Linked DNA regions of Homo sapiens: region 1 is linked to region 2. Evidence: chromatin loops called from intact Hi-C (ENCODE). Cell type or tissue: mammary epithelial cell. All regions are shown on one strand. Each heading gives the region's core, and the rest is flanking DNA. Links, peaks and the distances in the headings are about the cores only.

Region 1 (8,334 bases), core at 201-8,200, 420 kb after region 2:
CGGCTACTGGTTGGACCCGTCTGAGAAATGTCTTGCCTCTGTCCATCTCTATAACAAATACTAATTTTTTTTTTTCTTTTGAGGTGGATCTCGCTCTGTCGGCCAGGCTGGAGTGCAGTGGTGTGATCTTGGCTTACTGCAACCTCCACCTCCTGGGTTCAAGCGATTCTCCTGCCTTAGCCTCTCAAGTAGCTGAGATTACAGGTGCCCACCACCATGCCCGGCTAATTTTTGTACTTTTGGTAGAGATGGGGTTTCACCATGTTGGCCAGGCTGGTCTTGAACTCCTGACCTCAGGTGATCCACCCGCGTTGGCCTCCCAAAGTGCTGAGATTACAGGTGTGAACCACTGTGCCCAGCTAACAAATATAATTTTTATGAGGTATTTTGGCTAGTTTTGGTGAAAAATCTCCCTCCACCTGTTGGTAATTGTCCGTCAATGCTCTACAGACACTGTTTCAGAACTAGGGATATTGAGGGAGAGTTCTCTGTGTGGCTGGAAGAGGACGGTGTGGTAGATGTTATCAGTGTCTGCATTGGATCCTCTTCCTCTGAGGACAAGGAGGATGACACCTCCTCACTCTGTGAAGTTAGGTGTAACTATAAGCCACAGAGCTCTGCCTGTGAAATGTGAGCAAGGGGACATATATCACTTCTGTGTGGAAGTGTGTATGAGCTGGTACATGACTCCACCCCCTCTTTCCTCCTAAGATGGTATCTGACAGGCTACAATAAATGAAATGTCCCTGTTGACCTACACTGGATGTAGCACAAAGAAGAAAGAACCCTTTAGTATTCTAAGCTGCTGAGAGTTGGGAGCTGTTTGTTACCGCAACATAACCTAGCCTACCCTGACTAGTACAAAAGGTTTAGGAAATAGAAATCCACGTTCTATAAGAACAGCAGTCTCAGGCAGGCTTGGCATAGCAAAAGTATTGTTTTAGATAAAAGTAGGGAGGAAGGCTTGAAAACCTCTTTACTTCTCTATTTGGTTCTAGTTAGTGTCTTAACTTTAAAAAAAATGGCTGCAGTTTCAGCCTTCTGGCAAGGGCTGCTTTCAGTAAGATGCCCAGAACAAAACTGAAAGCACCAATCTGTCTCATTTACTTAGATGCATTCAATTGCCAACAAAACTAGACACATGGATGAAGAAAGATGTTGAATAAAATGAGGTAGAGACAGTATCCCAGGCTGAGGGAACAGGCTGAGTCAAGGTGTGGCACATTCTGGGGACTCTAAGTAAATAGGCTCAACTCCCTCATCAAGCCACTAATCTACCCCGTGGTCATTCCAGATGATGAGAACAGATGCCATTTCATTCGGAGGGAAGTCTGGTAAAGGGGACAGGAGAAAAGGGTTGCAGAGTAGAGCAAAGAGCCATACACTGGGTGTACCATGAAATATCTGTCATGAAGCCAGGCACAGCTTGGACTTGTCTTGACATAGGTGTCAACAGGCATAGAAGGTGTTTCTCCTTTTCTAGATCCATTTTCCGTTTTTTTGTTTTTTGTTTTTTTTTTTTGAGATGGAGTTTCACTCTATTGCCCAGGCTGTAGTGCAGTGGTGAGATCTCAGCTCACTGCAACCTCCACCTCCTGGGTTCAAGCAATTCTCCTGCGTCAGCCTCCCAAGTAGCTGAGATTACAGGTGCCTACCAACACGCCCGGCTAATTTTTTTTTGTATTTTTAGTAGAGACAGGGTTTCACCATATTGGCTGGTCTGATCTCAAACTCCTGACCTCAGGTGATCCACCTGCCTCGGCCTCCCAAAATGCTGGGATTACAGGTGAGAGCCACTATGCCTGGCCTTACAAGATCAATTTTTCTAACCCTTCCACTCTTTGTATCTGACTTCTGGGTTGTTCTTATTTCTTGCTTGTGTTGGGTGAATTGAGAGCTGTTGACAGCTGTTTGCTCTCTCTGTCAAAGGTTAACTGAACTAGGAGGCTCATGGAGATTTCCACCCATTTCCAAGATCAAATGAAAAGTCACTGGAAATACAGTTAAACCAGTTTAAAACTAACCAACCAACCCACCCACACGCTCATGAGGATACTTGAGATTGTGAGAAGAGGAGATCAAAGCAAGTTGGGGACATTTACTTCTTTTTCCTGTGCCATATGGACTTTTTTTTTTTTGTAGTTCATTTACCCATTTGTTTAACCTATGTTGCCAAACTTTTGCTATGGGACTCAAGAATTCCAAGAGTATCATTAAGTTACAAACCTAATTAGAAACTGGAGACAGGAAGGGACTAAGGCTGGAGGGTGGCATTGAACATCTAGAATCGCAGCCATTGGGCTAATTAGCCCAAAATGAAGGAATCTAGCAGTAGCAGCCAGCCCTCAGGATGGCAGAGCAGGAGGCTCTCAGTCTGTTGACCTTTTTTGTGAAGCAAACAGATGGCCACATCTTGTTCCAGCTGCAAACGCCATGCAGCCTTCTGCGAGGCCGGCTGGTGTGTGCCTCAGGACAAGTCTGCATGGATGTGCTGGTGAGGCTAGGCCATCTCAGCAAGGCCTTTGTCCATGGAAGGGAGCCGCCTTCTGGCTAAATTCCTGGAGATGTTTCAGGGAAGCCAGCTGTTCTGTTAAGAGTGGGGCTTTGAGGTCAGACAGGCCTGGGGATGAATCCCTGCTCTATCCCTAGCTGTGGAAACTGTTAACCTCTCTCGGATTTCTTATTATAAGTATTTATTGTGTGCTTACTATATGCCAGGCACTGTGCTAAATGCTTTGCATGAGTAACTCATGCCATCCACACACAGACTCAGGATGTGTGTGCGATGTCCCCAGGATCACAGAACTCATAAGGGGGTGTAGTCAGGATTCAAATGGAGTCTGATTCCAGTGCTTGAATTCTTAACCACTGCATGATAATGCCTCACCTAACAGTAGGATCTACACTCCCATGAGAATGTGCTGAGGCTCCAATGAGGCAATCTATGTATAGCTTTAAGAAGTGACCAATTCATGGCTGCTGTTACTACTAATCTTTTTGTAATAAACCCACATAGTTAAGGTTGGCCAAGGCAGTGATTAGATATGTACTCTGCTACTAAGTCCGTTTTTTCAAGGTCCTGTTCTCACCTGGGTTTCAGTTAACAAAGAACCTAAAAAAGAAATTCTGGAGGCACCATCATTTCCTCCCCCAGCTCTCAGGGGAGGGATTTATTCTCCCTGAGCTGAGGAGCAAAGGGAACCACGTAGCGATCAAACATGGATGAAAGGCAGCAGCGGGAGCAGCCCATGTCCAAGTGGAGCCAGCTGGGACCTCCAGGCAAGGTGCCCCGTGGGGGCTGTCACCCCAGAACTGGCCCATGTCTACAACCAGCCCTCCTTGGCACCCCAGCTGCATCTACTCACAAGTTTCAACCAGGCTTCCTCACTGGATTCTCCTCTCAATGCTGGCACCAGGCTATGTGGTGGACGCCGCCTTCTCTCCTCCATCTACCCCATAACGAGGGCCCTCTGTGGACCTGCCTTGCTCCTTCCCCACAAATTTTAGGCTGCTGCTTTTCCTGGACCCCAATCTCAGTGGGGACTTCAGAAACATGTGTCCACGTGTGTGGCCCTTGCCTATTAATGCCTACAGTAATGTTCCCATACATTGGACAGCCCTACAGAAGAGCACTGTTTTAGGAAAGCAAGGAAAAGATAGGGGAGGCCCTAAAGCAATTAAGAATCCCCTCCTCAAATACAGCCCAAATCCACCTGCAGGCGGCAAGTTTCACAAGACTAGAAACAATAAAAACTGCTGGCAACTATAGAATTCTATGGCTGACTCCCTAAATAGGATAAATGATATTCTTCTGCCCTCTACCGGTAAAGAGCTGTGCCACACGGTGCCTCACGGTGCCTCCGGGAAGGACGCAAACAAAGACCGTGACTGACAATGCACCTTGCATTCTTTGGAAACAGAAAGGGAAGTCCGCTATCAACTTGGTGGGGAAGCCTGTCATCAGCGAGATGCCCACACGGGACTGAAAGGAGCCCACCTGCCTTACATCCATGCAGGCACCAAGTAGCCAATGAGCCTGGAACCATGGATCACACCGCTCCACCCTGGGCCTTAACGGGCAAACAGAGATGCCGAACACAGTAAGATGGGAACAGCATTCCAGGCTGAAGGAACAGTCTCAGCAAATGGAGGGAACTGGGAGTGGATGGGCTAAGCCCCCTCCAGCCATCTGTCTACCCGCTGGTCATTTCAGGCACTGAGAAAAGGTGCTGTTTCATTCTCCTAAGAGAGTTTGGTGAGTGAAATCTCCACAGGCAGGCTCAGGAGATCGGGGTTTTATAGAGATACATTCCTTGGATTGGGGACATCCCTTCCCCTCTCTGTGACTTGGTTTCCTCATTTGTAAAATGAAAGAGTTGGAAAGGAATGATGTCTGAGGCTCTTTCCAGCTCAGATATTCTGGTCATTCGCAGGCTTTTGGTTCAAGGCCACCACTGATAGCACTGAGGGCAAAATATGCTATCTGGCCACTTTGCTACCCTTCAAGGTGGCTTCCCCATTGCATCAGGAGTATGCCTCCTCTCTATCCCCTCTGCTGGCCCTGTCTTGTGCTGCCTTGGGTGCAGTGGTGGAAGCTGGCCTGTCTATACGAGCAAGATGGAAACTGACTCACTTCATGTGTCCTGTGTCTTCCCAGCCTACCTGTTACCACACTCCCTAGGAAACGGGTTCAAAGGGCCAGCCGACGGCTGCAAAACACCAGCACTCAATCACCTTCGGAACAGACTCAGCACTTTAAAAGTATAAATAAATAGGGCTGCCTCTGATTTTTTTTTTCCACTTGGAAATTTGTAACATCATTAGCTACAAGTAAATATATCAGTAGGATTAATGGAGTGAATCACAAAGCGACTTGGATTTAAAACCACATTATTTCTTTGGGGTGAATTAGTAAATTTAGCATTGTCAAGAGATGATGGATTGAGAACCTGGGGACTGAGAATTCTTACTGATCCTGAGGATAGATCGGCATGAGAAGCAGAGGCTGGAATGGCTTCTCACCCTCTGTTTTCAGAGAGAAAGGAAATATGGCTTTGCTGCATGCTAAACTACATGGAAATATAGTGTTCCTTTTCAGACACAAGGTAGAGATGTGACAGCACATGGTAGGCAATGACCCAGACGGTCCCCTAAAGTCCCTGCTGCCTGGTATTCTGGTCCTTGTGTAATAATCCCTTCTCTTTCCATAGTAAACCTGAACAAGTGACTAGCTTCTAACAAACGAAATACAGCAGAAGTAATGAGATGTCACTTCTGAGATTAGGTTATAAAAAGACTGTGACTCCTGCCTCAGGTGCTCTCTCTCACCTTCTCTTGGGTTGTTTGCTTCAGGGGTGTCACGGTGAGGTAGTCCCCTCCTGTGGGCCCATGGCAGTGAGCTTGGAAGTGGATCCTCCCCAAGCTGAGCCTTGGGATGATCCAAGACCAGGTTGCCACCTTGCAACACCTTGACTGCAGCCTCATAAGAGACCCTGAGCTAGAACTGCCCAGTGAAGCTGCTCCTGTATTCCAGACCCACAGAAAAAAATACGAAAAACAGTATGATAAGAAATGTCTGCTGTTTTAGGTCATTAGGTTTGGGGTTATTTCTTATGCAGCAACAGGAAACCAATACACCACGTGACTTGCTTTGGTTAATGAAATATGAGGGGAAACACTGTATGTCATTTCTGAGTAGAGGTTTCAAGGGCCAGAGTAAAACTGGTTTCCTGTCTTGGTAACTGTGCAAGCTGGGGTCAGGATGGAACTTCTGTGGGCCTGGGCCTGGGGGGCTGAGAATGCTTATCGATCCTGAGAGTAGATCTACAGGTCACCACGATGAGCCAAGTCTCCCTGACCCTGACACTGCTGACCTACACTGCATATGTAGTGTGACCAAGAAATAAACCTTAGTTGTATAAAATCACTGAGGTTTTGGGACTGTCTGTCACCACAGAATAGTCTAGCCCATCGATCTAGCATCCCATTCAATCCCACAATCATGGATTGGGGAACTCAGGGTATTCTGAGAAATGCACTTGCACTTCCTGCTAAGAACACAGGTTCTGCTTAAAATGGTTTTGAATGTGGATATTTCCTCACAAAGGCCACCACAACAGTGTCTTCTAAAAGGATGTTCCAATATTCTGTCTCATTGACCCCGTTTGTACACTTGCACCTCCAGAACACATGCTCCAACTTTTAGTTTGGAAAGTAGGATCCTCATATAGGTTAATGGGCCCCCACTCAATGAGGATATGCCAAGCATTTCTACACAGACACTCTCATTAAATTCTTATCTGCCAGGCCGATGTAATTATTGTTACCCTTTATTTACAGATAAGGAAAATACAGATTTGAGGAGTAAAATCAGCTATTGGGGGTTATTCAGCCTCTAGGTAGATGTTGGCAGAACCCAGACTTGAGTCAGGCCCTCTGAACCAACACTCACGTTCTTTCATCTAATCTCGGGTGAGCCCCAGCTACAGAGGCAGGGGCATCAAGACTGTCTCTTAGCAAGAAGGTTTTAGAACCCACAGGCTGAAGCCGCATTTATGAGGGAGGAAACGCTTGCGGATGGAAGGTAGACATGGAGATATATTCCTTACTTGTGTCAATGAAGACCGCATCCACGTAGATTTTGGTACAGAAAGAGCCCAGGATAAACCCGCAGGCTGGTCCAAATACCAGCATCGTGAACAGGATTCCTGAAGGAAGATGAAGAAAAAAATAGATTACAAAACAGAAGCTATTCGATGAGCAAAATCACCAAAGGTCAAGGAGATTATTTTACATTGATGAGATGAGATGACATTAGGAATTCATCTAAAAATCCTAGAGGGGAAAGGCTGAATTTCTAATTTTTGGAAACTCTATGAAAGCACTGTATATTATGCTACAATTCTATAGTATTTCAGGTAGGTTGCTTTGAAATTTGTGTCCCTTACTTTTAGAGGACTTCACCCCACATCAAACATATTAAAATACATCCGCATCTATCATTAAATATTTTTTCTGCCATCCACACTTTTGAAAAGGCTTTTATAATTTTGCTTTTACATTTACTTACTTTTATGTAACTTATTTAATTTATGGTTGGCTAAGATCCCTTGACACCCACTGTGCAAACTCAAGAATTTTTTGTGAAGTGAGGATAATCTATGCCACAAATTATTTTCAAATATAATAAAACGTTCAAGACTCCGAAATTCAGCAAATAACAAAGTTCACACGATGGTAAATATCTAACATTTAATTACACATTTATTAATTTCAATTCTTCAATTTCTGTCCACGTTTTGAAGTCATTATCTGTTTCCACTGTTGTTGTGGCTGCTTGTAACAGCTGTTCAGGAATTAAGTGATTCTGTAGCACTTGAGAAAATGGCAGGCTCTGGGCAGTGCTTAAGTATCTGATCGATACAATACCTGGTATTTTACACAGAAATTTTAGGACATTCTGGGAAAAGTACTGATCCCAAATTCAAACCCACAGGCTGTATCTATTTAAATTTCAATTTGGTAGACATTTCTTGAGCACTGACAGTTCTCCAGGCCCTGGAGGCAAAAATAAGAGTCCAGAAAGTGGCCCTTCCCTTTAGAAGCTGGCCATCTGATGAGGACAGTCAGTGCATGGGTAATTCCAGGCCAGGCAGCTCCAAGGTTGGGTGCTAACAGGCCACACGGGCACCTGGAGAGCAGGGTGAGAGATGAATGTCACTTGCTGGGAACCTAAGCCCAGTGGAGGGTAGCTCTCCAGCCTAGTCTGTTCATAGGCGTAGACCAACTCACCCTAAATTCTCTCGGTGATGTCATTGTGGAACCAATCACATATTCATCCATTCAGTCAAGTTTTACTGAGCTCCTTCTATGTGCCAAGTACTATTCTCAGGGTTGGGGATTCAGCATTGAACCAACCAGTAAAAATCCTAGCCTCGCTGACTTGAAGCTTTCCCTCCTCCGAACTCATTCATTGACTTGAGGTGGGGAAAAACAACTTAAACTACACAGAGGAAGGCAAATGGTTTTTAAATACCGGGCAAAGGAAGCCGCGTAATATAGTTTGCATGTTTGTCCCCTCCAAATCTCATGTTGAAGTGTAATCCATAATATTGGAGGTGGGGCCTAGTGGGAGGTATTAGATCATGGGGGCAGACCCCTTATGAATGGCTCAGCACCGCCCCCTTGGTGATGGGTGTGCTCTCACTCAGTTCACACAAGATCTGATTGTTTAAAGGAATCTGGGACCTCCCCTTCTCCCTCTTGCTCTGGCTCTCGCCACGTAATGTGCCTGCTCCCCCTTTGCCTCCTGCCATGATTGGAAGCTTCTGGAGA
Region 2 (8,334 bases), core at 161-8,160:
GCATAAAGAAATGTTGACCTGTTTTTTCTCTAGTAGTGTGGATAATTTGTTATTCTTTGAGCTCATCTGTGTTTTCCAATTTTCTACAATAAACTTGGTTTACTTGTGCATTAAAAATAGAAGAAAGAAGAAAGAGAGAAAGAGAAAGGAAGGAATGAAGGGAGGAAGGAAGGAAAGAATGAAGAAAGAAAGGAAGAAAGAAAGAAAGGAAGGAAGGAAGGGAGGAAGGATGGGAGGAAGGAAGGAAAGAATGAAGAAAGAAAGGAAGAAAGAAAGAAAAGAAGGAAGAAAGAAAAGAAGGAAAGAAAGAAGAAAGGAAGGAAGGGGAAGAAGGAAGGAAGGAGGGATGGAGGGAAAAAGGAAGGAAGGGCAGGAGGAAAGGGAGGGAGGAAGAGAGGGAGGAAGAAAGAAAAGGAAGGAAGGAAATAAGAAAGGCAAGGAAGGAAGGAAGGAAAGGGAGGAAAGAAGGGGGAAGGAAGGGAGGAAGGAAAGGCAGGGGGAAGGAGAACGACCTTGAGCTAACCCGGACAAAATGAAATGTGAAGATGTACAGAAGTGCTCAGCGTGGGTGAGCAACTAACACATCTTAGTTCCCCCGGGACCTTTGCTTTGCCAGGTGGAGTGAGAGCTGCCACATTCTCCTTCTTAGGCTCTGCCACCTGTGACCTCAGAGGCATGTTCTGGCCCTCAAGCTGCTTTTTGAGGATAGCTGTGGCCTTGGACGATCCTAAAGCTGCAAAACCATTCAGCAGCTGGGTGGACGGGAGGTCAGAACTCAGTTTGTTTGGCCTGGCTAAGTAGGTTATACTTTTATTAGACATTAACCTAGAAAAAAGCCGCAACCTGGGGAAAGATTTCTATTTAGAGCCAGGAAACTAGGCCACTTCTAAGATCAGTGACCTACATTTTCTGCTATAGAAATTTAAGATGAAATAGCGGTTGTTGCCATGCATGTGGGCGCTGAAACTCCATCAAAGGGCAGGGAGACAAGAAGGGGAGGAAGAAAGGGAGGCAGGCAGGGAATTTTAAAGAGCCGCCGTATTTGAAATCTTTTAAAACCAAGCCAACAATATTTAATAATGGAAGAAAAATGAGTATCCCAGCTGTGTATTTGTTTTCCTGGAAGAGCAATGTCTGCTAACTGGTAGCTCCTTCAGCAGGTAAAAAATCCATTTTATTCTGAGGCCTGTTAAAAAATGACATCTCCCCCAGGCCCCTGCCAGCCGTCCACAAAGACAAATCTTGGTGTCTCACGCTGGCTGCCAGCTGTCTGCTTTTTGTTATAGACTTCTGAGAAACTGTTTGCTTGATCTCATTGATCTGGGCTCTTTAGACTGGACCCTGTGGAGCCTCTAAGGTTAATGGGCTCTTGGGGCCTGAATTCCCATGAATCTTGGTGGTTGGGGGGAGTGGTTGTCTAGAAAAAGAAAAACAAAATGACAATAATGTATAGTGCTTTCTTATAATCCATAGCAGCCACATTGTGGAGTTGGATGGGTCAGGACCAACATTTAGGTTGTAACAACCAGATAGAAGGCTCCCAGGCCTGTGATCATTTCATTCTTCTTCAATTCATACTGGATTCTCTGTGATGTTTGTAATGTGGACACAAAGAGACCATTGCACCCATATCTGTGGTAGAATTTCTAATATTCCCCAATATCTAGCTCTCCTCTAATTCTGGTTCATCGAGCCTTGGAATTTCCCATGTCAGTGGTTCCGGTCATTGTATGCAGCAGAAGTAACTTGACAGGCATAGCATTAAATGCTGATGCTGGGTCCCTTAGCCCCCACTTTTCTGCATACCCAACAGGCTTATGGGAGAAGCCAAAATAATGGGAAGGTATAGCCCCTGTCCTTTGGGTCTCAGAGTGAGGATGACGTGGAGCCAACTCTCCTCATCCCCAACCCTGCTTGGGCAGGTAGCATTAGTGAGAAATAGTCCTTTGTTATTTTAAGTCACTGAAACACGGAGGTGGCTTGGAAGCCTGTCCTGACTCATGCAGTATCATATTAACTCGTTCTTGGAACCAGTTACTGGCTTTGCCAATCAACTAAAAAACCAAAACAAAGAAAAAAACAAAAGAAATAAATGAATGCCTAACGTGTGCTGTGCTTATTGCTGGAGACAGTAGGGATATAACGTTCACTGCCTCTGGGGTCACATGGCCTCCTCTTTTGTGTGTGTGTGTTTTCCACGAGTAAACCAAGTTTATTGTAGAAAATTGGAAAACACAGATGAGCTCAAAGAATAACAAATTATCCACACTAGTAGAGAAAAAACAGGTCAACATTTCTTTATGCATCTTTCCTTGCCTTTCTCTTAAAAGAACACTTGTCATTGAATTTAGGGTCCATCGGGACAACCCAGGATAATCTCATCTCAAGATCCTCAACTTAATTACATCTGCAAAGACCCTTTTTCCAAATAAGGTCATATTCACAGGTTCTCAGTGGACATATCTTTCAGGGGTCACTGTTGAATCCACTACATGAACACTTTCCCAGTGCCAGCTACTAGGCCAGGCAGTTTAACTTTTCACCTAACTTACTCTCCTGTTAAATCTCCAAAGTAGGTATTATCGTGTTCATTTTAAAGACCACGAAACTGAGTTTCAGGGAAGTGAAAAAAACATGTCCTAGGTTACACAAAGGTGGGAGCCAGGAGTTACACCTAGGTCTTATTCCTAAACTGGGGGATTTCATATATCAGTACATCTCTCCAAATGGATGTCATCTTCTTCAAACCACTGTTGCTTAAAAGATTTCTGGAACTCCTCTGCTTCAGAACCACTTCACAAGCCATGCAAGAAAAGCCTGCCTGCTTGCATTACTATCATCACAATTTGAATGTATTTGGTTTTAGGCAGCTTTATTTTCACATGATGTAGCTCACAGATTAAATTCTGCTTACAGTGAACAGGCCACAGCATTTGACGAATCAAAGCCTACGGCTTCCTCAAAGCACTAATTACTCAAAAGCCTATTAACCTGTTTAAACCCAGCCAAAGGCTTTGATATCCAATGGAGAGGCCTAGGTAGAGATAAGACCATTTGAAATGCCCCAGTACAAGGTGGGTGGTCCCCTGGTGTGACCTTTCTACTATGTTCCATGATGTCTGGAATGCATCTAGATATGGCCTGTTAGCCAAACATACATGAGTGGAGTCTGTATGTGTGTCTGTGTGCACACAATATGTCTTTCTTTTCTCCATAAATCCAGTCTGAGTTATCATGCACTACTGACTCCATCCCCAACAGCCACCTCCTGTCTCCTTTGCTAGAAATGCCTCCTCCCCTTTCTTTGCTAGAGGCTACATGACATCTAGAGTTGTGAAGCCAGCTCTACTGGTGGGGAAACAATTGCTGACCTGGAGATTCAGAACAGAATGATGAAAAATAGCTGTGATTTAACCAGCTGTGCCTGGAACATCCTACCTCTGGACTCAATGCAGGATCATCAATGCCTTTATCTGAATTTTGTGCTACCTACTCCAACAGCATCCTGTCTGATAACAGGAATTATAACAACAATAATGTAACATTCGGCCAGGCGCGGTGGCTCACGCCTGTAATCCCAGCACTTTGGGAGGCCGAGGCGGGCAGATCACGAGGTCAGGAGATCGAGACCATCCTGGCTAACACGGTGAAACCCCGTCTCTACTAAAAAATACAAAATAAATAAATAAATAAATAAATAAATAATTAGCCGGGCATGGCGGCAGGCGCCTGTAGTCCCAGCTACTCAGGAGGCTGAGGCAGGAGAATGGCATGAACTCGGGAGGCGGAGCTTGCAGTGAGCCGAGATCACGCCACTGAACTCTAGCCTGGGCAACAGAGGGAGACTCCATCTCAAAAAAAAAAAAAAAAAAAGTAACATTTGAGTATGTAGTATACGCTAGAAACTCTTCATAGATGATCACATTTAATTTTCACAACAATACTATGACACAGGTATTATTATTTCCATTTTACAGATGAGGAAACCAAGGTGAAGAGAGGGTACATAATGTACCCAAGGGCACATAGTGTAACAGAGGCAGGATTTGAACTCAGAGATATGTGCTTAACCCCTACACTAGGCTGGCTCTCATTGAATAACCATCCTGAAGCTATCCTCATAGGGTTAACAAGAATTCCAGACAGAAATATATTTATAATTAAGCTCGAATCAGGCTGCAATTTGACCCACTTGCTTGTAACTAGATACTGACCATTTGCTTCCCTGTTGTTCCTATAGACAGGATTTCTGAGACTAGAATCATAAGACTTGTTTTAGATAAATAGGATTTCTGATCTTACATTCATAAGGCTTTTGCATAAGAATTGCTTAAGATGTGTTTTGAGATCCAGAATTCCAGTGAAATAGCTGACACCAACTAGTTTGAAGACCCCATAGAGGAGTGGAATCAGCATGAGAATAGAGCTTCTTCATCTCCCTGTCCCGTGACTTCATCCTGTACTCTTCAACCAATCACAGTTCGTGGACCTATCTCCACACTTCCGGCCACTCCAAAACACTTAAAAATCCTAACCCCAAACTCCACGGGGAGATGGATTGGAGGTTTACTCACAGCTCCTCATTCGGAGGCCCTGCGGTTAAACCTCTTTCTCTGCTGCAACCTGGTGTCTGGCCATGGTATTGCCATGGTATTTACTTGCCATGCATATCAGGCAACAGACCTATTATGGTTACAGTCTGGGAATCCTTCTCCCCGACTTCCCTTTGTCATTTTGTATTACTCTGCTCTCCTCTACCCCTTCTTAGATCACTGATTATATTAGTCCATGTTCACACTGTTATAAAGAACTACCTGAGCCTGGGTTATTTACAAAGAAAAGAGTTTTGACTCACAGTTCTGCGTGGCTGGGGAGGCCTCAGGAAACTTACAATCATCATGGTAAAAGGTGAAGGGGAAGCAAGACAGGTCTTACATGATGGCAGGAGAGAGAAAGAGGGGTGGAGGGGAAGTGCCACACTTTTAAACCATCAGATCTTGTGAGAACTTACTCACTATCACTATAACAGCATGGGGGAAACTGCCCCCCGTGATCCAATCACCTCCCACCAGGTCCCTCCCTTGACATATGGGGATTGCAATTTCAGATGAGATTTGGGTGGGGACACAGAGCTAAGCCATATCACTGCTCTAGCCTAGGGACATGCCAAGTGTCCAAGGAGACCTTCATTCAGTGTTCAGTCTGCCAAACCATTTTTCTGCTAATATTAACCACCTTCTTGGTAAATGAGTGAGGGAACAGGAAGCCTTATCTTACCACCTGTTTTGTCAGTTCTTCCTGAAATGGATAAGCTATTTCCACTGGGTAAGTAACCTCAGTTCTTAGGCCCTTGGGCACAGAATAGATGTTTTCTCCTTGGAAGGAGGACATCAAATTTATTATCTGAGAGGAAGGAATGCTTGGAATCTCTTCCTTCTTTTGAAGTACTGGATTAAGAAGGATCCTTACTCTGATCAGCTAGTCATGCCTGCAGAGGGCTTGGGTGAGATGGAGGGTAGGGTGTGTGCTATGTGTTTGCCATTCTTGCCATGGCAAATAAAGAGACATTAAACTCAACAGAGAAAGGGACTTTATTTCTAGATTGAGTGACAGTGGAGGGTTATACCTTTAAGTTAACTTTGCTTTGAATATCACCCCACGAGTGAAAAAGAAAAAGTGTGATATAAATGGCAAGGAAGAAGCACCTGTGCGAGGTGGTTTTCCAAATCTCTTGGCATCCTAATTACAGGGTTAAATTGGTGGAGAAGCCCTGTTCCCATAGGTTAAAAGTAAATTTTAAATTAGTCCAAATTAAATGGCCACAGATTCATGGTCAAATGGTTTTCATTTAATGAGATTTTACTATCTAGCATCTGTATCTATAAAAGTTATTTTTAAAAATTTTATTTATTTATTTTCAGATGGAGTCTGGCTCTGTCGCCCAGGCTGGAGTGCAGTGGTGCAATCTCAGCTCACTGCAACTTCCGCCTCCCAGGCTCAAGTGATTCTCCTGCCTCAGCCTCCTGAGTAGCTGGGATTACAGGCATGCGCCACCATATCTGGCTAATCATTGTGTTTTTAGTAGAGATGGGGTTTCACCATGTTGGCCAGGCTGGTCTCAAGCTCCTGACCTCAGGTGATCTGCCCACCTTGGTCTCCCAATGTGCTGGGATTACAGGCGTGAGACACCGCACCTGGCCTATATTTATAAATGTTATTTTTAAATGAATGCATTCTGTGAGTAGAGGCTTAGAAGAAAAATGGATCAATAGTTTAGCTCAGTCATTGGATTTCAATAGAAATCCTCTCCAACTCCTGCCTGTATTGCTGTTCCCAGTTCTCGGTGCCATCTTTGAAGCTGTCTTTGTTTTACTTGTTGTGGTCATGGGGAGTTACTGGCTCCTTTGTTCACAGGAATCTGAGACTCACTGTGATCATTCCTGGGGGAACAGCTTCATCAGAAGCTAGTCTGGAGAAACTCCAAGAATGTGGTGTACTTCAGTGTCCTGAAAGTGTGCCTCTTGATGGGGGTGGGTGGGCCGGCCACTGGAGGTTGGGTGGTTCTCCCAAGCCTCGCAACAGTGTGCTCTTAATGAATTACAACTGCTCCCATTTTGTTGCCATCAGGTTTTAGGGTACTTGTCAAAGAAGCCCCCCCAGTGCCCCGCAAGGCTTGTCCAAAAAAAAAAAAACAAAACAAAAACAAACAAAAACACTCCAACCTGTTTTTCTATTTCCTTCTTTGGTTCCCTTTTTGCTCAAAGGATCTTGGCAAGATTATGAAATAACTGGTACTTTTCTTTCCAGGCTTTCTTTGCTGCATTCTATTTGCTCTCTGTGCAAACTCCCCAAAAAATCTATGGGGAGCTTTCCTTTTCTGAGCATTTCCTATGATTCAGGCCTGTCTGGGCAATTTATATTCATATTAGCACTCATTTAAATTCTCTCAGTAAGTTTCTATGCTATTTTAAAGAGCAGAGAAACTGAGGCTCAGGGAGGTTAAGTAACTTTGCAGTTTCCTCCTATGCAACTGAGGTCTGAAATAATCTCTGTGGCATGTCCTCCCCAGGCTGCCTCTTGCCTGCTCTGAGACCCCTGATTTCTCCTCCTGTCCCCTACAGCATCTACTTTCCACAGGCTAGATCTTCCCAGCCATTATCCTTTGTTCTCATTGGTTTTCTATTCCATCACTTCCCCTGATGGCAGAGTGCTGCCTCTTTAGAATACAAATCCAATCACACTCTCCCCCGGCATAAATTATGTGTAGTTCCCCATTGCTTTCCAAGAATCCAAGCCCAGCCTCTCTGGCCTGGTATGGCCTTTGCCCTTCACACTCCTGCCCATTGCTCTCTCTCCCCTTCCCTCATCCCCACCAGTTACATTCATCCTTGTGCTTTGTACAGAATTACTGGCAGCACCTAACATTCCCTCACTTCTCTTTTACCATCATTCCTTTGCTCATAATATTCTCTCCTGCCTAAAATGAGCAAGTTTCTGCCCGTCCTTCCACCGAAGAGTCACTGCTCCCGGGAGCCATTCTCATTGCAGGTGCCCAGCTGCCATAGGCCATGCTGTGCAGGACTCTCTTACAGCAGGAGAGCCAGGTCTCTGACCTGGGCTTGGTGCTGGAGATCCCCCTCCTCCAGCTGAGCCCCTGCCCACCTAGCACGTCCACCCTCTCTTCTAGACCACAACCTGGCTGTCAGGATTCAGGAATTATTTGCCCAAATGGACCCCACCTGTTTTCAGGGCCTGAGAGGTCAGGCTGTGCACTCTGAGGTCAGAGGGATGGCCAAGGGGAGGTCACTTTAGGGAGAGAGGTTCTTTGTATGAACGGAGCTTGGACTTACAGGCTGGCTTGGACACAAATGTGCATTCGAGGCCTTTTTCTGATGTCCCATGAAGCCAGGGTGGGAATGGAAAGGAGTCAAGCTGGGATTGAAAACACCCCTTTTCTTGGCACTACAAACATTACATAAGTCCCATCCTTACCAATGGGCTTCTTTTCCTTTTTCTTGAGAAGGGACGCTACCACCTGAGGTGGAACCTTGTTACAAGCTGCACTGGAAGAATTCTGGGAGTCAGACTACAGATGAGCATCTAGAGCCAGAAGTTTTATTTTGGTTGAGAAAGAGTTAAGTCTGGATTAGAAGGCCAGTCTTGGGTGGGGTTGATCAGAATGCATGGTCAAAAGACAGTGCCTTTGAATTATTGTCAGTGCCACGAGACTTTCAAGTGGCACTTCAGAAGGTTGAGTTGAGGGCCACATCTTGCCAGTGCCTTTCGCTGAGTGCTACACCATGGAAAATCACCCTCTCAACTGCCTGTGCTCAC

Evidence for each region. Hi-C counts contacts between places; a loop is a spot of excess contacts. Peaks named below come from ENCODE experiments on the same cell type or tissue, not always from the same donor. Only the 100,000 strongest peaks of a DNase experiment are listed, where the experiment ranks them.
Region 1: a loop joins it to region 2, with 16 times the contacts of the local background. A loop is called at or near these places in 10 of 110 quality-filtered maps.

Annotation. Positions count from the first base shown.
Region 1 is chr15:92,093,254-92,101,587 of GRCh38, reverse strand. SLCO3A1 (solute carrier organic anion transporter family member 3A1) reads right to left here. Exons shown (of 10, transcript NM_013272.4): 3 at 6,609-6,707. Among named protein-coding and RNA genes, the nearest start is that of SLCO3A1, 240 kb to the right of the region's middle. In mammary epithelial cell, for the core only: a CTCF peak has its summit at 3,828 (motif pointing left); no DNase peak of the experiment used is centred there.
Region 2 is chr15:92,518,014-92,526,347 of GRCh38, reverse strand. No RefSeq gene overlaps it. Among named protein-coding and RNA genes, the nearest start is that of LINC00930, 50 kb to the left of the region's middle. RefSeq lists enhancers at 4,197-4,789, 7,748-8,249. In mammary epithelial cell, for the core only: a CTCF peak has its summit at 4,630; a DNase peak (open chromatin) is centred at 4,607.